Regions from separate parts of the Mus musculus genome. Here region 2 is linked to region 1. A link is a loop called in an ENCODE intact Hi-C map of the cell type or tissue named here. Cell type or tissue: left cerebral cortex. All regions are shown on one strand.

What was found. A loop is a pair of places that touch in the nucleus more often than their neighbours do. Peaks named below come from ENCODE experiments on the same cell type or tissue, not always from the same donor. Only the 100,000 strongest peaks of a DNase experiment are listed, where the experiment ranks them.
Region 2: it touches region 1 in a loop (9-fold over the local background); 3 of 42 quality-filtered maps call a loop at or near these places.

Annotation. Positions count from the first base shown.
Region 1 is chr2:145,169,664-145,177,663 of GRCm38, reverse strand. The region is part of intron 1 of Slc24a3 (solute carrier family 24 (sodium/potassium/calcium exchanger), member 3); the gene reads right to left. Among named protein-coding and RNA genes, the nearest start is that of Slc24a3, 5.9 kb to the right of the region's middle. In left cerebral cortex, a CTCF peak has its summit at 4,264; DNase peaks (open chromatin) are centred at 4,394 and 4,507; H3K4me3 peaks cover 467 bases; H3K27ac peaks cover 763 bases.
Region 2 is chr2:145,339,639-145,347,638 of GRCm38, reverse strand. The region is part of intron 2 of Slc24a3 (solute carrier family 24 (sodium/potassium/calcium exchanger), member 3); the gene reads right to left. It overlaps Gm52528 (a long non-coding RNA gene), which reads left to right. Exons shown (of 3, transcript XR_003953926.1): 3 at 1-5,459. Among named protein-coding and RNA genes, the nearest start is that of Gm52528, 18 kb to the left of the region's middle. In left cerebral cortex, no CTCF peak of the experiment used is centred here; DNase peaks (open chromatin) are centred at 2,898, 3,390, 4,471, 5,135 and 1 more place; H3K27ac peaks cover 1,534 bases.

The DNA of each region.
Region 1 (8,000 bases):
TATGTACAGCAGCTAAAGTAGAAAAGGAAGAGGAGGGAAGGAAGATAGGCAAGATTACTTAAATAACTTGGGATGGTCTGGGTTCCACCATCAAATAAATTATTGACCCGCTTCACAGTCATGGTTGGGAGGACCTGCATCCTTGAGTCAAAGAAAAGTGCTTTTGCTGAAGAAAGCCTTTGCACTCACTGGACTCCCTGACAGAACATGTTCCCCTGCTGATGGCAGCGCACAGTGACCCTTCTCTCGAAAATCTGATGGACCCGTGACAAAGATGGGAAATGAGGCTGGTTAAGATGGAGTCTTACCCAGTGATGTGGCCCAGTCAGGTGAGTTCCCCGGGGATACTCCCCAACAGGACCTTCCTCTGCTAATGCTGTCATTTGCAATGGCCTCACCTAATCACGAGGCACACAAAGACACACAAGTTCTCCTGGCTATTAAAGGCACTGATTAGAAAAATGCAACAACATAAATGGACAAGAAGTACTTTACTGCTTACAGGAGTCCACAGGAGTCAACAGAAACTTCAGGACTACTGCACGTATTTAGAAGTAGGAGAGACGATGCATGTGGATGGAGTGAGACAGACTACAAAAGGAACTCACAGGTAAAGCAGCTGTTGGCAATTAGAGCTGTGACCTCAGAAATGAAAGCCTGTGTCAGAGTAGGAAACCTGGGCCACACAAGGTGGTCCCATGGGTAAAATGGCTTCCTGTGCAAGTCTGATGACCTGAGTGAGGTCCTCAGACCCTACTGAAGGCAGAAGCAGAGAACTGATTCTACCAGTTAACCTTCTGACCTCCACACACATGCTTCTGACACATGACACACATCATACACACACACACACACACACACACACACACACACATCAAGTAAAGTTTATTTTTAAGGGGAGGAAAGTTCTTAAAAAAAAAAAAAACTTGTGGAAGAGCTGGAGAGATGGCTCAGAGATTAAGAATACTGGCTGCTATGCCACAGGACCTGAGTTTGATCCCCAGCTCCCATATGACAGCTTGGAACCCTCTATAACTCCAGTCCTAGAGGATCCAACATTCACTTCTAGCCTCCTCAGGCACTAGGCATACATGTGGTACACAGACATACATGTAGTCAAAATGCCCACATGTGTAAATATAAATAGGTAGGTAGAGAGAGAGAGAGAGAGAGGAGAGAGAGAGAGAGAGAGAGAACCAATAACATTAGTAGACATCAGAGCAAAGGTCTGGCGCAATTACATATTACTGTATACTTACCTGTGAGAAGCAAGGCAGAAGGATCATGAGTTCAAGGCCAGCCTGAGCTGTATAACAAAGTTTATCTCAAACAGAAAAAAAATCAATAAAAAAGGTGAAAGTAGAAAAAAAAAGACAGTCTAGGAGGTACCCTTAGGAACCCAAGTGAACAAGGATGTGAACATCACAGAGGGCAAGTCTCCAGGCCTGGGTGACATTCACTTCCAGATTTGAAGACTAAGAGCCTGGACAGACACATACCCACAGCAGTCTTTATAACATCACTGGCACTGGGAGCAAATAGCACATGAGAAGCAGAGAAAATCACATACATGTCTGACAAAAAAGGAGATGGAGTCTAAAAGCAGTAAAAAACCAGGACAGCATCAGACTTCTTAATGGCATCTTTAAAGAAAGATAGCCAAGAGACATCATCAGATCCTCAGGGAAAATGAGGTCCACCCTACATTCTTTTCCTTTTATCTTAGATTTAAGGTCAGCCTTAAAACCATAGCCCTCCTGCCTCTGCTCTCCCAAGTTCTAGCATTACAGGTGGGTAACCTAAATTATGAGCCCGATCTATCTGACATGTGGGGTCAGGAGAAGGATTATATCTTCAAACATACAGGGTGTCAACCCTGTGCTTTCTCTGCCTTATTATGGGGGCATCTGGAACATGTGATATCCAAAACGACAAGTGCAGGGATGCACCGAGAGGGATACACACATGACTTCCTGGAAGACACTTCCGGGGCAGAGTGGAGAGAGATGTGTGCAGCATAGAGCTGAGGGAAGGTGGCAAGATGACAGCTAGACAGCAAGATGACCAAGCCACCTGAGCAGACAACGAAAGGCCGGAAGAATCTGGATGGAGATCACTTCCAAGAGAACCCCCCCCCCCCGCCCCCGGAGAACTTAATGTCAGCATACACATGGGGATAAGACGAGGCTGAGAGAAGAGAGTTTGGCCTGAAATTGTAGCAAAGGTTTAGCCAGCTAAGTTAGAAGAGAGTAGATTTACATTCAGAACTGAAAATTGTGAGTTCAGTGTGTTTCACAGCTCAGCGACATGGAGCCTTTACATGGTCACATACAGTGAGCGTTGCATATTAACCTAGCCCACTGAGGCTCAGACTTGGCACCCACATTTGCCAAGAATCCTAATGCCCACACCACACTCTGCAACAGTCCATTAGCATCTCTGGGTAAGATGGAGACACAAGTGAAGCTCAGAATTCCCGAGGTGACACAGCAGAGAAGACCGGGGAGCAGGAGCTCACCAAAGAGATGATTTTCACCTTCGGCTCTGCTCCTCATCTGTGGTCGCAACTGCTTATAATCCCAGCTTTTAACTGTCGGCTTCATGTCCCACCAGCCCACTAAGTCAAACTGTCCATAAATGAATATTTCACATTCTGTCTGGAAAATGACATTATTGACATCGTGGTGTCGATGTGTAATGGCAGACTGCTCACTGTGGCCCCTTTGTTCTCCCGTGTCCTCCATAGGTTCAAATTCTGGTGGCAGACCAGAGTTAAAAAAAAAAAAAGTCTTTTATCCAAGCTGTAACAAAGCAGCAATGTAAAGGGGGAAATGAAGAGGAACATTGTCAATACTGCAAAAGCTACAAATGGGAAATTCCCTAAACCAGGTAGCAGCTGAGCTGGTTTTATCTGCTCACCCTCCCAGGAACACATAGCTACTGCCGAGCAAAGACTGGATGCTAGATTGCATGGTTTAAATGAGCAACTGGCACTGGTCTTTTCTGACCCCTAGAGCTCCCTGCTAATCCTGAACTCCAAACTTCATATCATAGCCAACCACTTCCATGGTCCCCGTGTGGTTTCAAGTCCATCGAATTTTCACATAAGGCTCAAAAAATGCATATGGCTGTTCTAGTCCCACAAGCATGGACATGATTCAAACAGGAGGGGGAGGATTTAGCCACACAGCTTCCACGTTATAGTTAACTACACTTGAACCCCCCCCCCCCCCCCGTCTAACTTTTGCCAATCTAATTATCCAAAAATAAAAAATAAAAAAGACATCATCTTGGTTATTTTTATGTTCCAATTTCCCACTTGATAATTAAGGGTGGAAAATGTTATTTGTGGCTATTGGCCACCTGCAGTTAGTTGCATCTCTGTCAGTTGTCTGCCTGCATTTATTTTTGTGCACTTTTCTAGGAGTTTGCCTAACTCCACCCCTCCCCCCATCCCTCCCCCTCCCCATCTTCTACTTTCCCTTTGTTTCCCAGATTCCAGAACCTCCAAAGTATCACATGCTGCTCCAGGACACAGTGCATTTCTCATTCGTATCTCCAACAATTCTTCAAAGGTAGCTACACTGTCTCGCTTCTCACAAAGACAAAAGATAGATACTGAGTATCATCTCAGATACAACTGTCAGCCCAACAACCAGTACTGCCTGATTAAAGAGGGCAAATATAAAGAGGCCCAGGTCTCTTGCCCTGAAATCCCAGAAAGGACTCCTTCCAAGGAATCCACTGAGATGAATTTCACAAAAAGGCAGCTAACAAAGATGGTGATGGGGTAGGGAAGCCATCAAAGCCTAAGACTAGCAACAGTGAGGAGCATGGCCCATCCCAAGGCAGAAGTGGATAGAGAGAACAGCACGTGAAGTGCTGGAAGCCCATCATCCCTTGGCTCATAGCAAATCTTGCATCCTCACTACTTCTCATTCTCAGATCCTACATGACAGGATCTTGTTTGAAACTATTTGCAAGCAATGAATAAGACTGGCTGTCAAATAAACTCTACTGAATCAGAACCTGGCAGCCATCAGCCAAAAAGCCTCAAATTACTCTCCTGAGATCATAACCCACTTGCAATGTGACTCTATGGATATTTTTGGAACCCCCTAGACCTCAGTTTCCCCATTAGGATAGTCTCTGTGATATCCTTCTGTCTGTTACCCAAACACACGCATAGAGATTCTCCTTGTGTGCAAGGAACACTCCTTATAGAAGCAAGAGTTGCCAAAGTCCTGCACTATCAGCCAGCTTCCACCAGGCCTTGGAATGCTCAGCAAATAGCTAGTTTTGCAACTCTTTTGGCTTTGCCAACCCTCCAGGGTAAGAAAAAAAAAATCTTCCCACAAGGATTCAAGGCTTGCAAGGAGAGGAAATCTTTGAGAAAAATCTGGGTTGATGAGCAGCTAAGAAAAGGCAGGAGGAAAGAAACACTTCTATATATGTTTGTGCAGAAAATAGAAAAGGTTGAAAGCAACGTGTTTCTAAAATACTGCTTCTATGAAACCAACCTTCTGTTACTCCTTACTCCTTGGCTGACTGAAAAAGGCAGGGCGATTCCCTGTCTTGTGTTCACATCCTCTCTGCCAGTGCTGGAGAATATAGCCATATGCAGCTTCGACACAGGCATGGCCTGGTTCAAATCCTACCACTCTCCAACTGATACCAGGCACAGCCTGGCACTGTTCTTCATCCCAGTGATCTCCAAAGAGAAATGGGTAACTGTGTCAAATCTCCAAGACTAGAACTTACAAAAATACACACATGTCAGCAAGCAGGGGCCTAAAACATGGTACGGGGTTTGTTCTGTTTTGTTTTGATCGTGGGCATTAAAATTCAGAAACCAAAAAGGCTTGTAAACAAGCATAACAAATATATTTTGAGCTCCTGGTACGGGCTGGGTGATAGGGGTGACATGTCAGAATAGATCACAGGGTCTCCGACCTCCCGGAGCTCAGAATCCAGTGAGCAGGAATGTTACTCAAACACTGACCAAATAAATAGATAGCTGCCGACTTTGATAAATACAGTCAACAGAAAGCAGTGTTTCCAGAGGACGCTGTGGGGAGTCTAATATAGTCCAGAGGACCTTGGCCTGGCCATGAAGGATTAAGTAACTGCAGAATTGAAGGATTAGTTAGTTGTGGTGGACACAGCAGTACAGTGGACCTGCGCATGGGAGAAATCTGGGACCAGAAAGGTCACATCCTTGGGAAGTAACAGAAAAAGTCAAGTAAAATCAGAAAAGGGAAGTCCAAGGGAGGGGCTATTGAGCTAGGGGTCTGCAGGCTGCACCCCAAGCCCTCTGATGAGTAAGAGTCCATGGAAGCAAAGACGGACTCTCGGGTTTGCAGTTCGAAACCCTATAGTAGCTCCTTCATCAGTAGTTACCTCCCATCTCCATATCAAATAAGATGAACAGCAATTAAATTTCATGATTGGAGAACATTTCAAAGATATTGCACATGTGCATGAATTTACAGTATATATTCACATGGGTGTATATGCAAATATCTGCATGCAAATGCATATTATATACTTCCTTTATTCAACCACTGGCCACTTTGGGCCATGCCTTCACTCACTCCTAAGTTACAATCCCTTCAGATCTCCAGATGTTTCCAAATACATCAATCATCGTATCTCCCATTATACTGAGAAAGCAGAGACTCTATGTCCCCACTGTTTCAACCTGGCTGGCATTGTTTCTGCCTCGACCAGCAGAAGACCACCATGGCAACAGCACTCTGTGACTTCTGAAGCCAGAGCCTAAAATTTAAGCCCTTCCATCTTGTTTTCAGGAGTGCTGTCTTAGAACCTGGCTGCCATGCTCTGAGGAAGTTCAAGCTGAGCCCCATGGAAAGGCCATGGGTTGGTCTGTGTCAACATCCACATCAGCCCTTATCCATGGGTGTGATGTCCTCTGGGATGATTCCAGAGCTGACTGTCAAATCGGGTGGCTCAGACTTGCAGTTTTCACAGCCGTGGCCTGTGACATAATGGAGTAGAGAAAAGCCATCTGGAACTTGCCCATCCAAACTCCTGAGCCAATTATCCATGAGCAGGAAAGGTGAACAGCTGTTTGGAGTCAAGGTTGGAGCTCATTTGTTAGATAGCCATAATAATGGACATATAAAATATATATCCATGTGTCATACACACACACATACACACATGTGTACACACAGATGTATGTATTTGTGTGTGTGTTCAAATATATGTTTTTTCTTAGTTACACCTCTTAGAACTTCCTAGAGATACGCACAAAAGTGTTTGTGTGTATGTGTGAGATTTTTTTTTTAACCCCTACTCCTGGAGAAAGATGACCATGTATCAAGAAAAGTGAAACACTTCTAAGCCACTCAATACATATAAAAGTAATCTGTTCTCATTGCAAGAATAAATGAAAACTTCATTAGCAAATCTAACACCTTATTTAAATTGGCTTTGAACACAGAGATCAAAAAGGAGATCTTCATTGGCAACCACTAAATAGGGCACCTGGGTTTTGTGTGTCCCCTGCTGCAGGCTCTCAGCACTGAAGACAGTGTTTGCCAGCGAGGTAAATGCACAGAAAGTGTGCTTGGCACAGGGCCTGGCACTTGGGATGCCCAAACTGTAGTTGTTATCATTATTATTGCTTTTGTTGTAGTTAGAATTAAGAATTCTCCTCATTCCAGCACTAACTCTTCCTGACCTAAATTAAACAATCCTCATGTCCTAGCTACACAGAAGGAGAAAACAAAAACAGTATAGATTCTTTTCTATACTTCTAACCAAATACAGAGCTTTGCAAAACAGAAGCAAACTTTTTAGTATATAACCAAATCTGGATTTACTTAGAAATTAAGAAAGAGATCCTAAATTCCATGATTAGAAATGTTAGACATTATGTAACATAACTGCCATACACCTCTATTTGGACTTTCTTATAAAAAGAACTAACCACCCTTTTTATAAGAAAGAAAAAGAACAAGGTGGGGGTGGGAATCATGGGAAACAAGCCTCTGAGAAGATATCTGGTTATCTTTAATAATTACCACATGCCTTTAAACATAAAAATTACCTTTGGTTATTAGGAAGGTACCCCCCCCATGACCATATGAACACCACAGTCTTGCACCCTGAAGCAAGAAACAGAGCTGAGAACAAAGGTCACCTAAGGTTGGTTTATACCTCCACACCTCACTTCCTATATGACTTCACTCAGTCACCTTTTGTGAGTCCCAGTATCTTTAAAATGAGGTGAATTTTGAACCCTTTGCCAATGACACAAGGATAGTATGTAGAATGCCCCCCCCCCAAATTTCAGGATAAGAGTCTCTGCCCTGATGTTTATAATACTAAATGGCAATTCCCTAGGCAAAAATATCATTGGAAGATCTCTATGTGGTAAATAATCTGTTTAAAATTATCTCGAAAGAAGACTGTGTCTTGCTGCTCCAACACGGCTGTGCTTCACCTATTGAAAACATCAGTATCTAATGCAAGAAAAGGTGACTAGAGACCGAATTAAGACTAGCAAGTCATAGAGTTGGGGGTGGGGGCTGTAAACAGAGCCTGCGTAGCAAGGTCATTAGCATTGTTGGGTTTTTCCCAACTAAGTCTTCTTGCTATGCATGGAAGTGTTCATAAACTGGACATTAGCAGACAGGCTAGAGAAGTGAGAAAGAGAAGAGAAAGATAAACAAGAGAAGGAATGAGATGGGGGCATGCTATGGAATGATGTCTGAGTCAGTAACACCTGGAGAGAAATGTCAGGAAAACTATCTCAAAAGGGAAGAGTAGTCATCAGATTCTAAGTTCACAGTGTGTGATGCCTTATCAGCCCAGATATTCCAGCATCTGGTGGTAGCAGGAACGGAAACCCCTGCAATTGATCCACTTAATCCTATGGATCACATTCAACATCCAGGACAAATGTCTTTTATGCCCTGCAAAGTGCTGGGAAGCCTGTTACTCACAGGCTCCAACCTGTAGAGAAACGGCCA
Region 2 (8,000 bases), 170 kb before region 1:
TCTCTTTCATAATATTACATTAAAAATGGATTTCTGCCTTACCTAAGGGTTGTAACTTGTCCTCATGTAGCCTCTGTCTTAGCTTTAGTTCTCCAAGGAAACACCAAGACAAAGATTTATAGGCAAACAGTACCCTACGGGAGTAAAGAGGAAGGAATACCACCAGGAACCAGGAGAACAAGAAAGTAAAATGAGGGCAATCGATGAAAGATGTGTCAGGAAACCAGCTCCCACAAGCAGGGCCAAACTCAGTATACAAAGCACATCACTCAGAGGAAGGGAGCTGGGGTATGTATCAACCCTCACGGGCAGCCAAGGGGGGCGATTCCTGGACCCAGTGGTATTTTTCCACACCCCACTGGACAGGCATAGAATGTTAGTCACAAAAATCTATCAAAGGAGGGCAACCCTGTATGCATGGAAAAATAGAAAAATGGACCCTATAGATATGTGAAATTAATACATGTGAATGAAAAGAAATGCAAGTGCTATGAGCCAGGGCATGTGGATGGAGATTCCCTGAAGTGCTAAGGGTAAGAGGTTCTGTCTGCTGCCTCGACTATACTATGACACCCTCAACCAGGTTCCTCATCCATCTGTGTTGGGAATGCTTAGGGAAACACACTTAAGCTTTCCATTGCCTAACGAAGGGACAAAGGTAGATGATATACAAGGTTCCGAAGATTCTGTAACTTCTCTTTGGATTACTTTCCATCAGGTATTCAAGTGCATACCCTGCACTCTCTCTCACCGGGCAGTAAGCCATCAGATCTAACAAGCTTCTTGACCTATAACTCATTTGCGTGTCTGGCTTCCCCTGCCACTTCAGAAGAATTTGAGTGCAGTCTGTTTTCACTATGGAGAATACTTTGAGAGGTGACAGAAAGTAAAGCCATCTGTGGTACCTCTCTGGACCTGAGGAAACTGTGTGACTATCTCCAGAAAAGGCAGCTAAGGTGATTTTCTCTTTTGGACCTCAGACCTGAATGAAGGACATTTACTATATGACAGGAATGTTAAGCACTCGACATCCACCAACTTTCAAACCCTCACACCAGTCCCTATGAAATAGGCCTGAGAGTTGAAAAACTAAGTCAGAGGTTTAAATTTTTGCCTGATCCCCAGCTGTCAGCCAATATTAACAAACTATACATAAACAATATATAGTCATCTTAATAGGCTAATAAAAATACCTGATGAAATCAATACTTATTTTTAATAAAAATTCTCAATAATCTAGGAACAAAGGGGAACTCTCTCACTTGATAAATAAGGACTTAAAAATTCCTACAGCATGTATTTTATTTAAGAGCTAGAGGTAGTATCCATTTCTCAAAACAATAGGCAAGACAAGGCTATCTAGTCTTTCTACTTCTGCAAAAAATTATACTATCAAAAAATTATGCAATTTCTAGTTAGCGTAATAAAGCAAGAAAAATAAATAAAATTAGAATATGTGTTATAGATACATATATATGTAGTATAGAAAATAGGATAATAAATAAAAATTAGAATGACAAAGTAGAAAAATCTCATTATTTACAGACATTGTAGCCCTTTGTACAGAAAACTTAATGCAGTGAATGTAAATCTATTGGAAGTAACACATGAGTTTCATGAGCTTACAGAATACAAAGTAGATATATAAAATCTATTGTGCCTTAAATGCTATCAGCAACCGAAACTTAAAATGAAAATGTCAAAACTAAAAGAAAAAGGTTTAAGAGCCCATATGTTTTAGCACTAAAACTATAAATAAAGGATGATGCTGATAAAATGGTATACAAAAATCTGCACACTGGAAATGATAAAAGATTGTTTGGAGATGCTAACTACCTAAACAACTAAAGATCTGTGTCATACTTAAGTGTCAGAAGGCTCAAAATTAGGGTGCTTTCAGTTCTCTCTAACTTGATTTATAAAATTAAAAAGAAGAAAAGAACCTGTTCCTTTCAGTTAAATTAAATGATGAGACAAACCAACAAGTTTTATAAATTTCATCATAAGCCAAAAAAAAAAAAAAAAAAAAAAAGGATTATCAGAAGAGGGAAGAGAAGGCTGCAAACATCAAAGGAAGTAAAACATAAAGGTTTGAGAGAAAGACAAGACAGAAGAATCACACAACACCTAGAATCTAATAAAACAGTGTGAAAGGTGTTAATCAACACCCGCCTCTGCACACACAGTTGGCGCTCTTCCTTGCTCCGTGAGAGAGAACAACCATGGTGCTTACTTCCTGTTAGCTTTCTTTCTGGGATCTCACTTCCTGTTGCTGCCTCACATCCTCAGGAAGCAAAGCTACGTGTAACATTCCTATTCCTGTAGGCGCTCACATGACATCAAGCCTTGTAACATTCCTATTCCTGTAGGCGCTCACATGACATCAAGCCTTGTAACATTCCTATTCCTGTAGGCGCTCACGTGACATCAAGCCTTACCAGCCCTTTGAAAATCACAATGATGGTTCCAAAGCAGGTTATTTCCTGGAAGCTTCCAACTTATATAACAGATGAAAGGGTCTGGCTATTTTTGCCAGCTTTTAACTTTACAACCTTTAACTTGCCTCCTTTATCGTTTTAATTCCCACTGTAAAGAAAAGGCACATCGTTTCCCTTTATAACTATGTGCGATTTGAGAAAGGCTAACATTTTTAAGGTAAAAAGAAGCAAGACATAGAGGGAAAGAAGCTTGTGAAAACAACCAAGGCTTACCTAATAAATTGTTTGTAGGATTTTATTTTCCTCAAAGTTTGTAAACCCTGCAAACCCTGGTCTTGTTTGATTTCCAACTGCTGTGGTTTCCAATTAGCCTCTTTCCTTGATCAGAAGGTGGGCTTTCATATGCCTTCTCAGAGGTTATCTTAGACTGTTGGCAAGACTCTAACTGGCTATGATGAAAACAAATCTTATTTTGAATGAATAAAAGCATATGGCTCGTAGGAGTTGTTTTGATTGTGAGAGAGAAAAAGGGAATGTGGAGCTTAAAGGTTCCAAATCTATAAATTAAAATAGGCCAGTTGTGGGAGGAGGGAAAATCTGAGAGGTACACCTAAACTGTGCTTAATTTAAGACCTAAATAATTGATTGTACAGGTTGGGTTGAAATGTATAGAAAGATGCATTTACTAGCATGTCTTACACATGGGTATATGTTTATATGAGTTTGTAATGTCTAGCATGTAGTCATATTAATGGACATTTTCTCATTTATTCTTCAGTCCAATATCTTCTATATTCTGTCCTACCTGTCTTATATGCTTAGCCAGGTATACATATTCTATAGAGGTTTTCAGTTCTATTGACCAGCAAGAAAATGCAAAAGAAAACCCATCTGCTGTCAAAGTTGGCAAGTAGACAGCTAAGCGCCTGCATGCGTGCCTTCAACAAGTTCCTCACTAACAACAGTCCCAATGATTTATCATGTCTGCATGGTAGACACTATAAAGGATTCTGTCAAACTAAAGTATCCATTAAGATTATAGTCCATCAGCTTAACCTCTCCTACGAGGCAGGGGAGTAATTAGATCTGTGCTATGAGCAAAAGCTGAGCAGAAGATCCTTACTGTGATCATGTTTCAGGCCAACTAAAGTTATGGACAATGACAGGCTCTTCTGACTGTCTTGGAGCATATGTAGCATGTAGCGCTCACAGTGTGGGCATTACCATTGCAACACGTGGCATTCACGATGCTGGCAGTCCGTATTGAGAGGGTTGTATGTGCAAAACACACACTGGAATTTGAACCCCAGAGATTGAAAGAGAACTAAAAAAAAGGTCATTAACAAATTTTATACTACTTTCATGTTACAATAAAGTAATTTAAACAAGGGGTAAAATAAAATATTCTGTTCAGATCAGTTCCATCTCTTGCTTTTTATTTTATTTAAGGTAGCTACTAGGAAATGCAAAAGTACATTGCATGTCTTGTATTCTATCTGCTAGACAGCACTGTTCTGAATGGTAGGGATGGATAGCTCCTATGACCTCACTACTTAGTCTATTTTAAAAGCAACACAAAGAGCATATTATTCCCCTAAGAGTCACATGTGTTCACATGTGTAAGAAGTCTAATCCCCAAGGAGCCAAGCAAGCTATTCTGGATTTCTCTTTTCAGAGCTAAAAACAGTTATCTTCATGGCTCACTGTACAACTTCTTCAGTGACTACCAATTGCCAATGATCACTAAGGCTGCTGTTACTGAAATATCATCATCACCATCATCCTTTAAAAACAGCAAATCATTTTGTGGGTTAGGAGTGGGAACATTTTGGGGGTAATAGCTAGATCCCGAATTGTTACCCCAGACTCTAAGCTCATGCCTTGTCATCCCATTGCAACTCCCAATGCTTCAAACACATTGATTTTTTTTAAACGTTCCCAAAATATATTGTAACTTTCATGCTTCCACATCCTTTTCACATATTTTCTACTTCTTAGAATGTGACTTCCTTTTTCTGTCTGTAAAACTCCTACACATATATTAACATAACACAGGCACCCCCTCGTTTGCAGAATAAACCTGCCCTCCTCCAGTTATTCTGGTTTTACTTTTGAATCACTGTGGTGCAGCAACTGTTTGATCATGTAAACAGAGCCCAGATCATGTAATCTGTACCATTCTCTGTGCCCCCAACTCTATAGAGTGCTGAGCCTCTGTGTGCACATATGTGTCCGTGCATGTGCCTATGTGGACCTTTGCAAACACATACACACAGGAAGGAGAAATCTAAGAAAGTTATATTCCAGATATTTTGGTGCATATCTACCACTAGATTGATAATGGGTAATGTTAAAAAATATTGTAAAATATATAGACAAATTTTCCATCACAACCATTTGTAAATGAACACTTCAGTAGGTTTAACTGTATTCACATTTTGCAACACATTCCCAGTTTTCATCTCTCAGGACTGAAACTCTAGATCCATCAAACTCGAACTCCTCATGATTCTTCCTTCAGGCCCCTGGCAAACAGCATTCAACATCTCTATGACCAAAGCTATACAAAGTACCTCTTATAAGAGAAACCATATAGTATTCCCCTTTTCATGACTGGCTTATTCTCCAAGGTTCATATACATTGCCACATATATCAGAACTTTCTTGTCTATAGACACTACAACTTGTTTTTTATTCTCCCATCACTAGGCATGAGGGCTGACTGTACCTTTAGCTACTGTGAAAGGTGCCTCTGTGCATGTGAGGATGCAGGGATCAGCTAGAGTCCCTGTCTTCAGTTCTTTACAAATAGGCCTGGAGGTAGAGTTGCTAGAGCATGTGGCAGTTCCCTTTTGAATTCTTGAGAAATTCCAACAGTGACATCACTGTACAGCTCTTCTCCAAGTACAAGTGTATTCCAATTTATCCACATGCTTGCCAGTAATTCTTCCCTTCCCTTCTCTTCCCTTCCCTTCCCTTCTCTTCCCTTCCCTTCTCTTCCCTTCTCTTCCTTTCCCTTCTCTTCCCTTCCCTTCTCTTCCCTTCCCTTCTCTTCCCTTTCCTTCTCCTCCCTTCTCCTCCCTTCACCCTTCTCCTCCCTTCCCCCTTCTCCCCACTTCCCCATTCCCCCTTTCCCCTTTTCCCTTTTTTCCCTTTCCCCTTTTCCTTTTTCCCTTCCCTTCCTTCCCTTCTCTCTCCCCCTCCCCTTCCCTTCCCCCTCCCCCTCCTCCTCTCCCTTTCCCTCTCCCCTCCCCCTTTCTTCCTTCCTTCCTTCCTTCCTTTCTTTCTTTCTTTCTTTCTTTCTTTCTTTCTTTCTTTCTTTCTTTCTTTCTTTCTTTCTTTCTTTCTTTCCTTCCTTCCTTCCTTCCTTCCTTCCTTCCTTCCTTCCTTCCTTCCTTTTTTTATGATACAGCAGCCATGGCTCTGGTATAAAGTAACTGTTAGATCAGAACTTTCCCAAAGACTTTTGACATTAAGCACCTGTTTATACACTTGCTAGTAACCTGTAGATCATCTTGGGAGAAATGTTAATCGAAGTCCTTTGTCCACTTTACATCGAGTTATTATGATTTGCTTATAATATCTGGATTTTAGAAGTACTTTCTATATTCTAGATATAAACTGCTCATCACATAAATCAGAGCTACTTTCTTTTTCTTTTTACTCTATTTGTAATGTCATTTCATTAATGGAGGCTTTAAACTTTTGATATGATTCCGTTTATCTGTTTTGACTTCAATTGTCCATATTTTGGCTTTATACCTGAGGAATCACTGTTAAGTCCAATAGCCCAGTGCCATGAGCTTTCTGTCACAGTTTTATTTTTAGTCTTATGCTTTGAGTTTGTTTCTTTAGTTTGTTGCTTTGAGACAGGATACCCCTATGTACCCTAGCAAAGCCTTTAGCTCATAACTCTTCTCCTTTTGCCTTCAGAGTCCCAGAATTACAGGAATGCACCACTATATGGGTTCTTTTCTATAGTTGTAAACCTTGGACTCTGGCTCCTGAATTTGAGCTAGTTTTTAAATATGGTGCATAGATTTTATTCTTTTGTAGGTACAAAAATTTTTCCCAACATTATTTGTTAAATATATCCCTTTCTCATGGTTGTGGCACCCTGCTGAAAACCATTTGCTCATACGTGTGACACCATATGCCTGGATGTCTGTTTGGTACCATTGAGCCACATGTCAGTCTTTTTAGCCCTGCCATGTTCTCTGGTCCCCTGTGGCTTTGGCAAAATTTAAAATCAGTCAGCGTGAAACCTCCACTTTGTCATGATAGTTATAGCTATTTGGGATCCATTTAAGACTCTACATGAATTTTAGGATATGGTTTTCTATTTATGGAAAAATATTGTGATTTTGATATAGAGTGCATAAAATATTAAGAATAGTTTTATTAGGCTGTCATATTAGCAATATTCTACTTATGTCTTATAAATTTTCTTTCAGAAATAGTTTGGATAACATTTAAATGTAATTGCTTTCTTAGATTGCTTCTCAGATTATTTACTAATGGTTTATAGAATTGATTTTTGTGTGTTGATTATATGTGTTGATGTATGTAATCTTAGGGTTTTTTAAAATATAGGATCATGTTTCCCTCAGAATAATTTTATCAGTACATCCAAATTTGGATTTAAAAATAATCACCTGATTGCTCTACCAGACCTTTCAAGACTATGCTGAATACAAATGACATCCTGGTCACGTTCCTTGCTTTAGACAACAATCAACTTTCAATCTTTCACCACTGAGTGTGCTAACTTTGGATATTGATGAGCTTTTTATATTTTCTTATTATAAATTTTATAAGCATTATGTAAATTTGTTTGCAATCCCATGAAAATTCAGTCAACAAACAAAAACTTTTTGGGCATATTGCGACTGAATTATTTTATCAAAAACCTATTCTTTGCTCAAATATAACAGATGATGTGATCAGAAATAAGAGCTAAACATGAAGCATGGCATATTTTTGTTTTGTCACAAACAGAACTGAGTGATCTGGATAACATAGGAAGAGATCCCCACTTTAGATCACAAACTCTTCTTTCTTGACATGGGTTGTCTTTGTGATTAGCACCATGAGGTCACATGTCACAGTAGAGTCTTTCTCTCATGATTTTTCCACAGGGAACATTCACACTTTAGAGTTATGTATTTTTACTTTTTTTTTTTTTTGGTACCAGGGGTTGAACCAAGGTTTTATGCACACTACGTGGGTACTCCACCCCAACACCATACCTACCTTTGTCATTTGAAATGATGCATGGCACGCCTATATGTTAAGGAGCGATGGCTGAGAAACTTATGCTCTGACTTCAGGATGGTATTCAAGGATAATTTGAAGAGGGTCCTTGCCCCAGAAGTCAGAGATGACCAACAATTTCAATGGCCCTGAGGATAGTCCATTGAGTCCTAATTGTGGATGCTGGAGAGCATCTTCATTTCTGAATGTGACTAGCTGGGAAAACCTGGGTGCTTTGGGGAAATGGCCCTCATCATTTCATCAAGGAAGGGTTGCACACAGCCTCTACCCTCAAAGAAGATAACAGAA